2 separate regions of the Homo sapiens genome follow, and region 2 is linked to region 1. Evidence: read pairs that join two places in POLR2A ChIA-PET (ENCODE). Cell type or tissue: HepG2. All regions are shown on one strand. Each heading gives the region's core, and the rest is flanking DNA. Links, peaks and the distances in the headings are about the cores only.

Region 1 (5,352 bases), core at 353-5,352:
AAAGAGTGGTTGAACAAAATGTGGTCTATGCAATGTGGCCCATACAATGGAATATCATCCAAGATTTGTATACCATTTTTTTTTTTTTTTTGATGGAGTCTCACTCTGTCGCCCAGGCTGGAGTGCAGTGGCACGATCTCAGCCCACTGCAAGCTCCGCCTCCTGGGTTCACGCCATTCTCCTGCCTCAGCCTCCTGAGTAGCTGGGACTACAGGCGACTGCCACCACGGCCGGCTAATTTTTTTGTATTTTCAGTAGAGACGGGGTTTCACTGTGTTAGCCAGGATGGTCTCAATCTCCTGACCTCATGATCCTCCCGCCTCGGCCTCCCAAAGTGCTGGGATTACAGGCTTAAGCCACTGCGCCTGGCCACCATTTTAACTATTCTTTTTTTTTGGGTGGGGGACAAGAGTCTCTCTGTCGCCCAGGCTGGAGTGCAGTGGCACGATCTCGGCTAACTGCAACCTCCACCTCCCGGGTTCAAGCAATTCTCGTACCTCAGCCTCCTGAGTAGCTGGAATTACAGGCATCCACCACCATGCCGATTAATTTTTGTATTTTTAGTAGAGATGGGATTTCACCGTGTTAGCCAGGCTGGTCTCAAACTACTGTCCTCAAGTGATCTGCCCACCTTGGCTTCCCAAAGTGCTGGGATTACAGGCGCGAGCCACTGTGCCCAGCTAATTTTTGTATTTTTAGTAAAGATGGGTTTCACCACGTTGGCAAGGCTGGTCTCAAACTCCTGACCTCAAGTGATCCCACCCACCTCAGCCTCCCAAAGTGCTGGGATTACAGGCGTGAGCCACTGCACCTGGCTTCAGTTCTTTTGGCTGCCTACCCAGAAGTGAGATTGCTGGGTAATATGACAATTCCATTTTAATTTTGAGGGGAGCCGCCGTACTGTTTTCCATAGCGGCAGCATCATTTTACACTTCCACCAACAATACACAAGGGTTCCCATTGCTCCACGCCTTTGCCAGTGCTTGTTATTGCCTTCTTTTTTTTTTAATACTAGCCATCTTAATGGGCATGTTTTAGAGGATTCTGAGCAGGAGAATGATGAGATCTGCTTTGTGTTTTTGAAGGCCACTGTGGCGAGAATGAAGTGTGGGGTAGGAAGTCCTCATAATTTACTATCCCACCCAGGATAATTTTGAGAATGAGGCGTCTGTGTGTAAGTACGCAGGGACGGTGTGCCAGTTATATTGTTCTAGTCACACCAGACGTGTGGTCAGTCATGTTTGGGAGGGAAGAGCGGAGCAGCTCTGGAGGCCTGCAAGGAGGCTGTTGCAGGGAGGGGTGAGGGCTGTGGAGAAGGGGTGAGTAAGTGCCTCTACAACAGAGGGGTCGAATGCCGGGATTGATTACTCTGGTGAGAGGGGAGCCAGCATGGCAATCAGGGTGGGGAGGCAGGAAGCCACTCCCACCCCCCAACAAGGAGAGGAAGACAAAGGTGGTGTTGATGACTCTGAGGCCCCCATGGGTCTATCCTATGGGAGCTGGAGCCAGGGAGAGGCCTCTCTGCAGCCACTGCCCCTGACTGTGCCCAAGGCTCCCCACTGTCCCCACCCCCATCTCTTACAACCTCCCATGGCTGAGCTGGGGGCTTGCAGGGCTCAGAGGCCTCTTGCAACAGAAAGGACAGTGGGGAGAGACTGGGGCTGGCCCCATCCAGGCTCAGCACTCGGACGGGGAGAGCCTGGGAAGACAGAATCAACAGGTCTGGATGGCTGTGGGTTTGAAGGAGAAAGCGAACTGAGAGGAGGCCAGTGATTCTAGACACAGCACTGGGTGAATGGAGTTGCTTTTCCTGAGGTGGGAGGTAGGCGGGGAGAGCAGGGAGAGTTGGTTACAGGGGTTCACCCTACCCTAATCCATTCAGCTGCATGTTCATTTTGCGCAGTTTTCTGTTTGAGTTTTATTTACATAATAAAGTGGTAACTTAAAACAAGAAAGGAAAGAAAGAAGGAAAGAAGGAAGGAAGGAAGGAAGGGAGGAACGGAGGGAGGGGCAGGCTGTTTGGACAACTGAGGGAGTCTAACATAACACTTTTCTCTGTGCCCCTGACAGACTGAGATAGATCAACACTGTAGTTCTCCCTTCTTGGGCAAGAGAGGCCCCAGGCTTTGCCTCAGTGGTGACTGGGAGCTGGGGACTGGGGAGGGAGAAGGAGAGAGGTGCTCCCCTACCCAGGCTGTGAGACACTCAAAGAAGGGTAAAGGGGGCAAAGACAGATCCAGGCAAAGGAGAAGCCAGAATCATTCAGTCCCACAGGAGAGGGGGAGGCAGCAGCTGCTGGAACCCTGGCGGCTGGGTGGAGACAGGCAAGTAGGTGAGGGCAGCTGACCCTGGGGAGGCTGATGCAGCATCAGGCTGGGGCCGGGCAGCCTGCAGCGTATTGCCCATGGGCCGTAGAGCCGGCGGCTGCAGGCACTCCTCATTTGGGAAAGCTTTACTTATTATTATTGTTATTCGGTTTTTAGTAGAGACCAGGTCTCACTATGTTGCCCAAGGGGGTCGCAAAATCCTGGGTTCAAGTGAACCTCCCACCTTGGCCTCCCAAAGTGTTGGGATTACAGGCATGAGCCACCGTGCCCGGTCTGCTTATTGTTTTAGAAAACGTTTTCCTTGACTTTACATTTTAAGCAGAATTTACCACTAAGTCCTCGTGTAAAGGACATTGAGTTACACATGGCACAAGGCCTTCGTCATCAGTTTTGCAGATTTCAAGAATATTCAGTTTTACATTGTTTATCGTTTTTTTCATATATCCCCAACTAAAGCTAAACTTGTATTTTGGACAGCCTATAACCCAGTGCTGAGTACGTGGCTGGCCTGTTGATAGGTTGAAGATTTATTTTTACCTATTTTTTAAAAAATGTTTTACTTGGGATGATGACATTGGCACTTGAGAAAAATGAAGCTCCCAAGATATGCTTTGCTGGGGAAGCAGGTAAGCCTTTGTGGGAAGAGCTTTTCTAATCCCCTGAAAGCAATCTATTTATATTCTAAAATCCAAGTTTTTAAGGAAGTGTATCATTATTATAGCTTGCATAACTACAATTATGTCAGAGAACTATTTCTACTGCCCTAGAATCATCTAACCATGTTCCGAGGCCTCCATCCTGACAGGTGGAGTTTGCAAACCGAATTCTCTCTGCATTAGCTGTGCACCGACTTTCCTGTAATTCCTATCAGTGGCCTCTTTGTTCTAGGATTGTGCAACCGGATAACACAGGGGAGTGATTCTTGCTTACTTCCCCTCTTAATGATTGTGAATGTGGCCTTTCAAACCTTGAAACTCATTTCCTCTCCTGGCTCTCATTGCTGGTGAGACAACCACAACCTGGACATCATCAGCTCAGCTCGAGGGGAGGCTGCAGAGAGAGGTGGAGGGGAGCACCTTCTCGTAGATCCACCTTGCCAGGCTGTGTGGGAAGAGGGCGTTGTAGAGACTGGGCAATGCCAGCCTCCCAGAAGGTAGGGTTTGGAACACAGGCAGAAATGCAGGAAAGGGCAAACTGGCCCAATGAAAGCACTGTCCAAGGAGAAAGGAGTTGATTGAGAGGAGGCAGTTGAGAGGGAGAGATTGCTGTAGGCTGAGGCAACCAGGAAAGGACAGGCCTGGCCTAGGGGAAAGATGGGGTGAAAAGCCAAGAGACTCTGTCCATTGGCAGGAGCAGAGGGTGGGGGAATGGTGAGAGAGAAGGCTGGAAAGGTCAAGGCAGGTGCAGGCAAAATTGTAGAGAGCCTCATGCCAGAGGAAGGAGTTTGGACTCTGCCCCCAATTAAGTGGTCACCAGACCTCTGGATTTCACAAATCACTGATTTTTTTTTTTTTTTGACACAAGGTCTTGCTCTGTTGCCCAGGCTGGAGTACAGGGCGTGATCATAGCTCACTGCAGCCTTCATCTCCTGGGCTCCAGCGATCCTCCTGCCTCAGCCTCCTGAATAGCTGGGACTACAGGCTCATGACACCACAGTCAGCTAATTTTTAATTTTTTGTAGAAATAGGGTCTTGCTATGTTGCCCAGGGTCATCTTGAACTCCTGGCCTCAAGCAATCCTCCCACCTGGACCTTCCAGTGTGCTGGGATTATGGGCGTGAACCACTGTGCATGGCATTATTTTTTTTTAGAGAAGTAGAGCTAAGGTGGAGAGGAACGAACATGGTTGCCAACTTAATTTTTCCATGAGACACACAGCGAACCCCCATCAACTATCAGCCTGCTGTCATAAAAGAGGAGAAATCTTAACACCCTTCAGAAAAAACACACGAAGAACAAAATGTCAAACTAAAGGAGAATATCTCTGCAGAAGGACAGCTGGCAACCTTATATCCCGCGGGCGCCGGAGACTGAGAACATCATCTCAGGCTGCTGTGTTACACAGACAAGCTCCGCCAGGGCCGTGGGAGCTGTAGGGCTGTGTCTCTAGGTGGGAGCCATAGCCTTGGGTTCCCAGGCAGACTAGGGGTCAAATGGGCTGAGCACTGGAGGGGGGCGGGGGGCGGGAGACAACTTGGAGGCTGCTGTCTGAACCTTTTTGCCCCTGAAATCCCATCCTCTAGTGCAGCTATCACCCATGTATAGCCTTGTGTACCCCTTGATTGTGAGTGGGCTCCGACTGCTCCCTGGCTTCTGCCTCTTTCCCTCTAATCCATCTTCCACATAGCAGCTAGAATGGGCCTTGAAAAAGGTGCATGGATCATGTTCCCTACATGCAAACACCTTCTATAGCTCTCCAGTGGGAGTAGCATAAAGTTCAACTCCTGGCCCTGGCCCGAGGCCCTTGGAGCAGCATCTGTCTGCAGCTCTGACATCAAAGGACCTCCCAGCTTTCAGGGATGTCACTGGCTGGAGGTAGTTCAGCTCTCTAGGGAGCCACGTACTGGGCCATCATGTTCTTGATCATGCTTTTCCTCTGTCGGGAGCATGTGCCTCCTGCTCTTGTTCCCGTGAACTTCTCGTTATCGTTAGGACTGGCTGACATAGAACTCCCACAGAGGGTTCTTCTGGACCCCCCATGCTAACGAGGCCCCTGCTGTCTTCCTTACATCACTTGTGCTCTTCCTTCGTGGCATTTACCATGGTTGGAGTGTTGAGGATCCCCAAGACCATCCCTACATTTGAGATCTGCTGGAAGGATGCACAGGACTTGGCGTATAGTTGTGTTAACAGCTAAGATTGATGACAGTGACGTAACAAAGATCTACAGCTGGATCACAAGGGAAAAGAAGCAGAGTCTGGAGAACACATGGATGGTTTCCCGATGCTCTCCCTCCCATGGCAGGGTCCCACAATGCACGCTCCTCCCCCAGCAGTGAAAATGCAGCAGCACATGTGTGAGGATT
Region 2 (5,372 bases), core at 255-5,254, 110 kb before region 1:
GACAATAGATGCCTAGAAAAATCAGCAAGAGGGGAAAAGGAGATTTACGAGTCATGCTTGGAGCTGAGTCAGTGAAAGCCTTTGTTGGAAACCGCTGTTCGGCTGCCACAGACAAGCCGAAATGAATCCACAAAATACTGCTCCAGCAAGCATCTCCCTCCATGGAACTGTTCCCCAAATGCTCCTTCAGGTCCAGAAATGCTCATCTTCACTGTGCTCAAGTTTGCAAGGAGAGAAAAAGTAGGTGCCCTTGAAACAGGAAGTCAAATTAGTTTTGGACACCTAGACTGTGGAATCTTGGGTTTAATATCAAGAGTTTCAAATAACATTTAATCAAAACGTAGGAGGTTTGATGTGAATTGCTAATTGAGGCAGCAGAATTAGTTTGGAAACTAGCCAGATCTAGGTTGAAATGTCCTCAGTGCTCTTGCCTTCACTTGTGTGGTGGCCTTGGAGCCTGGGCATGATGACCTCATCTGTAAGCTGAAGTGGACCCACTTTTCACAATCGATAGGAGAATCTGTTGGGACGCCTCATCTGGTTAATTGCCTCCCCTTCCACAGCACAGCGGTCAGAAATGGTGACTTTAGAACGAGAACAGGTGGGACCTTCAGAGCCGCAGGTCACGTGGTCAAGTATGTCCAATGCTGCACACCTTGTTGGTAGGACATACCCTCATGTTGCACCATCAGAGCTGCAGGTCACGTGGTCATGCGTGTCCAATGCTGCACACCTTGTTGGTAGAAAGCACCCTCATGTTGCACCATCTACCTTCTCCTGTCATCCTCACTTCTTTTTTTTTTTTTTTGAGATGGAGTCTCATTCTGTCGCCCAGGCTGGAGTGCAGTGGCGCAATCTTGGCTCACTGCAAGCTCCACCCCCCGGGTTCACGCCATTCTCCTGCCTCAGCCTCCCGAGTAGCTGGGACTACAGGCACCTGCCACCACGCCCGGCTAATTTTTTGTATTTTTAGTAGAGACGGGGTTTCACCGTGTTAGCCAGGATGGTCTCGATCTCCTGACCTCATGATCCACCCGCCTTGGCCTCCCAAAGTGCTGGGATTACAGGCGTGAGCCACTGCGCCTGGACCATCCTCACTTCTTTTACTTACAGTTTAAGCAGACAGCACACTGCTGGCCCTCCCTGTGCAGCCAGGGGTCTCCTGCCCACCACCCCTGCTGACTCAGCCAAGGCCAAGTCAAGCTCACGGGCTGCAAGGGGCCCCGCAGGGAGCAGATGGGACAGCACCAGCAGCAAGGAGCACTCTTCCTTCACACCCGGGACTCTCTTATGATGTATTAGATTTAACATATTCACTGTTAAAGTATCTGTGATGTTGGATCCTCCTCCACTCCTTCCACTGTCACTGTATCATGCAATTCAGCTGAGCCTGGAAGAGGCATGCAAGCAGAAGGAATGGTTTGTTCAAAGGCCCTGGGGCATGAGAAAATGGGGCATTTGGAGCCCCTCAAGTGGCTCTGAGTGGCTGGCTCCTCACTGTATTTGGGCCTGATGACCTGAGGGTACAGGGACACCTGTGGTACTGCCCAGAGCACCTGCACCTCTCCTTGCCCCGAGATTCCCCGTAGGCTAGGGTCCCTGGGAAGGCCTGCACAATTTTGTGTGGAGGTGCATTCAGGGGTAGAAACTATCAAGGAGATCAACGTTACTAAGTTTGCCACCCCTTCCCTGCACCCACCTGTCCCTATAGTCAGAGATGATGAGGGGCCTTGGCTGGGCCCTGAGGCCAGCTGAGAGCTCGCACTACCTCTGAGCCCAGCCTGCTCCCTGGACACAGCCGGCCCACTGTAGGGGACCAACATGCCTTGCAGAGGCATTATACCAGGGCTGGGGCCTAACAACCCTCAGAGACGTGACCTTGCTAGCTGTCATCCTGGTGTGTCACACTAAGATCTGGCAAAGCTACATACCTCATACAGTATGCACACAGAAGCAGGAGGGTGCCCATTTCACTCCCAATGAACCAGGAACTCACCACTGCACGCTGCCAGGAGGAGGGTGTGCACGCAAGGAAAACCTCAATCCTTCTAGTTGCTCTACATATCCCTCCCCGCCCCCGAACATGCCCACCCCACGCTCTCAATCTCAGGGGACGTCTCCAAGGCATCTACACAAATCTACACAATGATGCATTCATACGGAAAATGGCATTAATTCACCATTTTTAAAAAGTCAATTAAAAAGTAAAAAGCATTGAGATGTATCTGCTAGGTCACCAAACTGACAGGTTGCTGCTTTTCTTTTTAAAATCTGAGTTGTCTGAAAACCCTGGTTGGTTGTGTTGGATGCAGGCCCAGCTGGGAATTTGGGATCCATTGGTGATTGCTGCCTGGTGAGGCCTTTCTCCCACCACCTTGATAAAACTAGATCCTAATCCACAGAGTGAACCAACCCTAGACATGCCTCTCCCAAAACCCCAACCAGCCCAACTTCAGGATATCCGGTGTGGTAAAAATGTGTGCATGGATCAAATACACAAGAACAAAACTAATGTCAGGAAGACCAACCAGTAGGCAGAGAAGCTGGGATGTGGGGATCATAGGTCAGTAGGGAAAAAAACTGGTCGTCTCCTCGAATGTCACACGGCAAAGGGCATGTCTCTGCCTGTGCTAGAAGAGCCACTGGATACAGGGTGAACCTCAACAAACAGAAAGCCCCGTGGCAAGCCCTTCCCAAGAGCTTACAGCTCTCCCTAGTGAGGGGCTTAGGCAATGTAGGGCCGAGTATTTCCATTTTCCCTCTTCGAACACCAAGACTCAGAGTCCCATGCAGGTATTCAACAAATGTTTGCTGAATGTCTAAAGAAGAGCTACTGCCTTAATTGAGTGACAAACATTACCATCACCGGTAATGGGACAGGTAGAAATGACTGACTTTTATGTCATCTCTAGGTCATCTGGGTTTTGCCTCAGCAGGACTAGAAATCTCCAGTTTCTCAATGTCCATTCAGATATTCATGTTGTATATTAAAGATGTTTTAGATCCCTCTCCTTACATCTGTCACTCTGCCTCTGAATAATGCTGGGGAAACTGCAAGAGAAAAGAGAAGTACATATTTTTCTTTTTAAAAAGAGACTGAGTTCCTCCTTCTGCAAATGTCTAAAGAAGTGGCCCCAGTTAAGGCATAATTCACCCACTGGCCCGATTCCTCCTCCAAAGCTCTGGGTGGTGGCTTCGGGGTGTCAAGGAGAGTCCAAGACATGTCCGCCTGAGTCAGAAGTCATGGCATCAGAATTAGAAGGCACAGGCCCAGGACCCAAGGCATGTTGCTACACACAAAATCCATGAGCTTGAGAGATAAACTACACATGAAGCTCTGGCTAGTGGTTTTCTTGTACATTAGCTTATTTAATCATGACAGTCTGGGTCTGATCTTAACTATTTTCCCCTGAACAACTCTAACAGATACTATCCTATGTTCACAGGCAGCAATATAGCAATATTTCAGCAAAGAATAAAGGTAGTAACTATGGGGTGGGGGGATAACATGTACATCTACTAGCACTTCACATGGTTCCATATCGTAGCATTCAAACCCTCAGATGACAAGCTGCCAGTCTGTGACTTTAGCCCCATCCTCATCACATTGTCCCCCTCTCCAACACTTTCTACCCTACTAGCGCATCTTCCTCCGCCCCCACGGCTCATCCCTATCCTCTTCTGTTTCTGCTTCTCCTTGGCTTTAGCTGTTCACAACCCTCCCCCACTGGATGGTAAACCCCTCAAGCACAGGCATGGGTCCCACCCTCCTGGCATCTCTGCAAGTGGCTGATGTTCTTAGGGCTTAGTATAGAATATGAAGAGCTTCCATTTAGGAATCTGTGTTTAAAGTTTGGAAAGAAGCCTGGCATTGGTTCCCGCAATAATTCATCCTAATGCAGGATCTCTTCGGGAGAGGCTGAATATGGGTTGCAGGATGCCCCTGTGCTTGGACCTGGACTCAAGCCATCCTGGGTGCTGGGCCCTAACTCTGCAGACTAAGGGCAAAAAGGGCAAACAGATTCAACCACACTCACTCAGAAGACTGCCATCTGTATGACTCGGAAAGCAACTTGCTCTGCCCAGCCCCTCTGGATGAGGCTAAACAGGCTTAGCCTGCTGTGGGCAAACAAGAAAAGTAGGTCAGCTTGACAGCCCAGTTCTTCCATGGTGATGAACTAATGATGCGAATGCAGGGCCCGTTCGCGGAGAGGGGCGGTGCCGGCACCAGCCCAGGCCCTCGGCTGATCCCAGACCCAGCCTGGGTGGCTCATGCCAGCCTGTGGATGGCAGACAGGGGACCCGGGTAAGAGGAAAACCCAGAGAACACTTGGGAAGATGGCTCAAAAAAAAAAAAAGAAAAAGAAAAAACTGCAGAAAAACAACTGTGTAAATTGACACATTGCCATTTCCCTGTTATTAAAGACACATGAATTCATGTCTGTATGGTGCTGTGATACTTGCACAGGCTGCTGGGCCTGCACGGGTGCATTATAGTGATAATTTGCACGAACACTGCTGAGAAACCGTGGTGCTACCTCCCAGCTCGCCTGCATGACGTCCTCTCCCCTCACCTCTCCGTCAGCCACTGGCAATAACAAGAGGCTCACTGGAGCTGAGGACGGACTTGAGTCAGTGGTTCAGTGGTGCCAGGATTGGTGGGCACAAGGCCCCATGCCACGGAGGAGGCCACTGCTCTGTTCCTGCTGTTCCTGCATCCAGTCTGGGCTGTAGCTGTCCGACAGAAAGGCTTCCACTTCTGGCCTCTCTGGCTCAGAAGCTGGAACGCTTTGAGGGAATTCCCCTGAGTCTCAGGTGCTCTACTTATAGGAGCTAGTGTCTGGATTGGGGTTGTCTCAGGAGGGCCCAGCACAAACCTGGAGGCTAATGCTGGGGTCCTCAGGAGGCCAGTCCTGCTTCCTAGGGCTCATAAGAGGACAGTGGCCTTGCAGCCCAGGCCAACGAGGAAGCAAAGGAATCTGTTCAAATGCAGTTATGTATATTTAGAGCCCTTTCTTCCTCAAAATGCTGGACATTTTTCCCCTTTATGTCACGTTTATAACAAATGTATTAGAAGGTTCTGTCAATCAACATTTTAGAAACATTCAAATCTAAAAACTCATGACTCTGGGAATGTTTACCCCACCTCTTCCAGGAAACGACCTTGTCTGAAAGTTTTGTCTTTGGCATTTTTAAGAACTGAAGGAAAGAGCTGACATCATTTCTTCCTCCTTTCTCTCTTTCTCCTGTCCCTTGGCCTTTGTTCATGAATTCATCTAGAGGATATTAAAGGAGATGGGAAATCTACCATTTATGAAGAGAGGCAAGGACTCTCGCATAACGTGGGAACAGTCCTGAAAGATCCTGGCTTC

Evidence for each region. ChIA-PET counts read pairs that join two places held together with the same protein. Peaks named below come from ENCODE experiments on the same cell type or tissue, not always from the same donor. Only the 100,000 strongest peaks of a DNase experiment are listed, where the experiment ranks them.
Region 2: POLR2A ChIA-PET joins it to region 1 with 5 read pairs; 1 of 35 experiments calls an interaction of 5 or more read pairs at or near these places.

What each region holds. Positions count from the first base shown.
Region 1 is chr2:100,778,746-100,784,097 of GRCh38, reverse strand. No RefSeq gene overlaps it. Among named protein-coding and RNA genes, the nearest start is that of NPAS2, 39 kb to the left of the region's middle. In HepG2, for the core only: no CTCF peak of the experiment used is centred there; DNase peaks (open chromatin) are centred at 3,227, 3,777 and 4,767.
Region 2 is chr2:100,886,668-100,892,039 of GRCh38, reverse strand. The region is part of intron 1 of NPAS2 (neuronal PAS domain protein 2); the gene reads right to left. Among named protein-coding and RNA genes, the nearest start is that of NPAS2, 69 kb to the right of the region's middle. RefSeq lists an enhancer at 3,593-4,362. In HepG2, for the core only: no CTCF peak of the experiment used is centred there; a DNase peak (open chromatin) is centred at 2,627.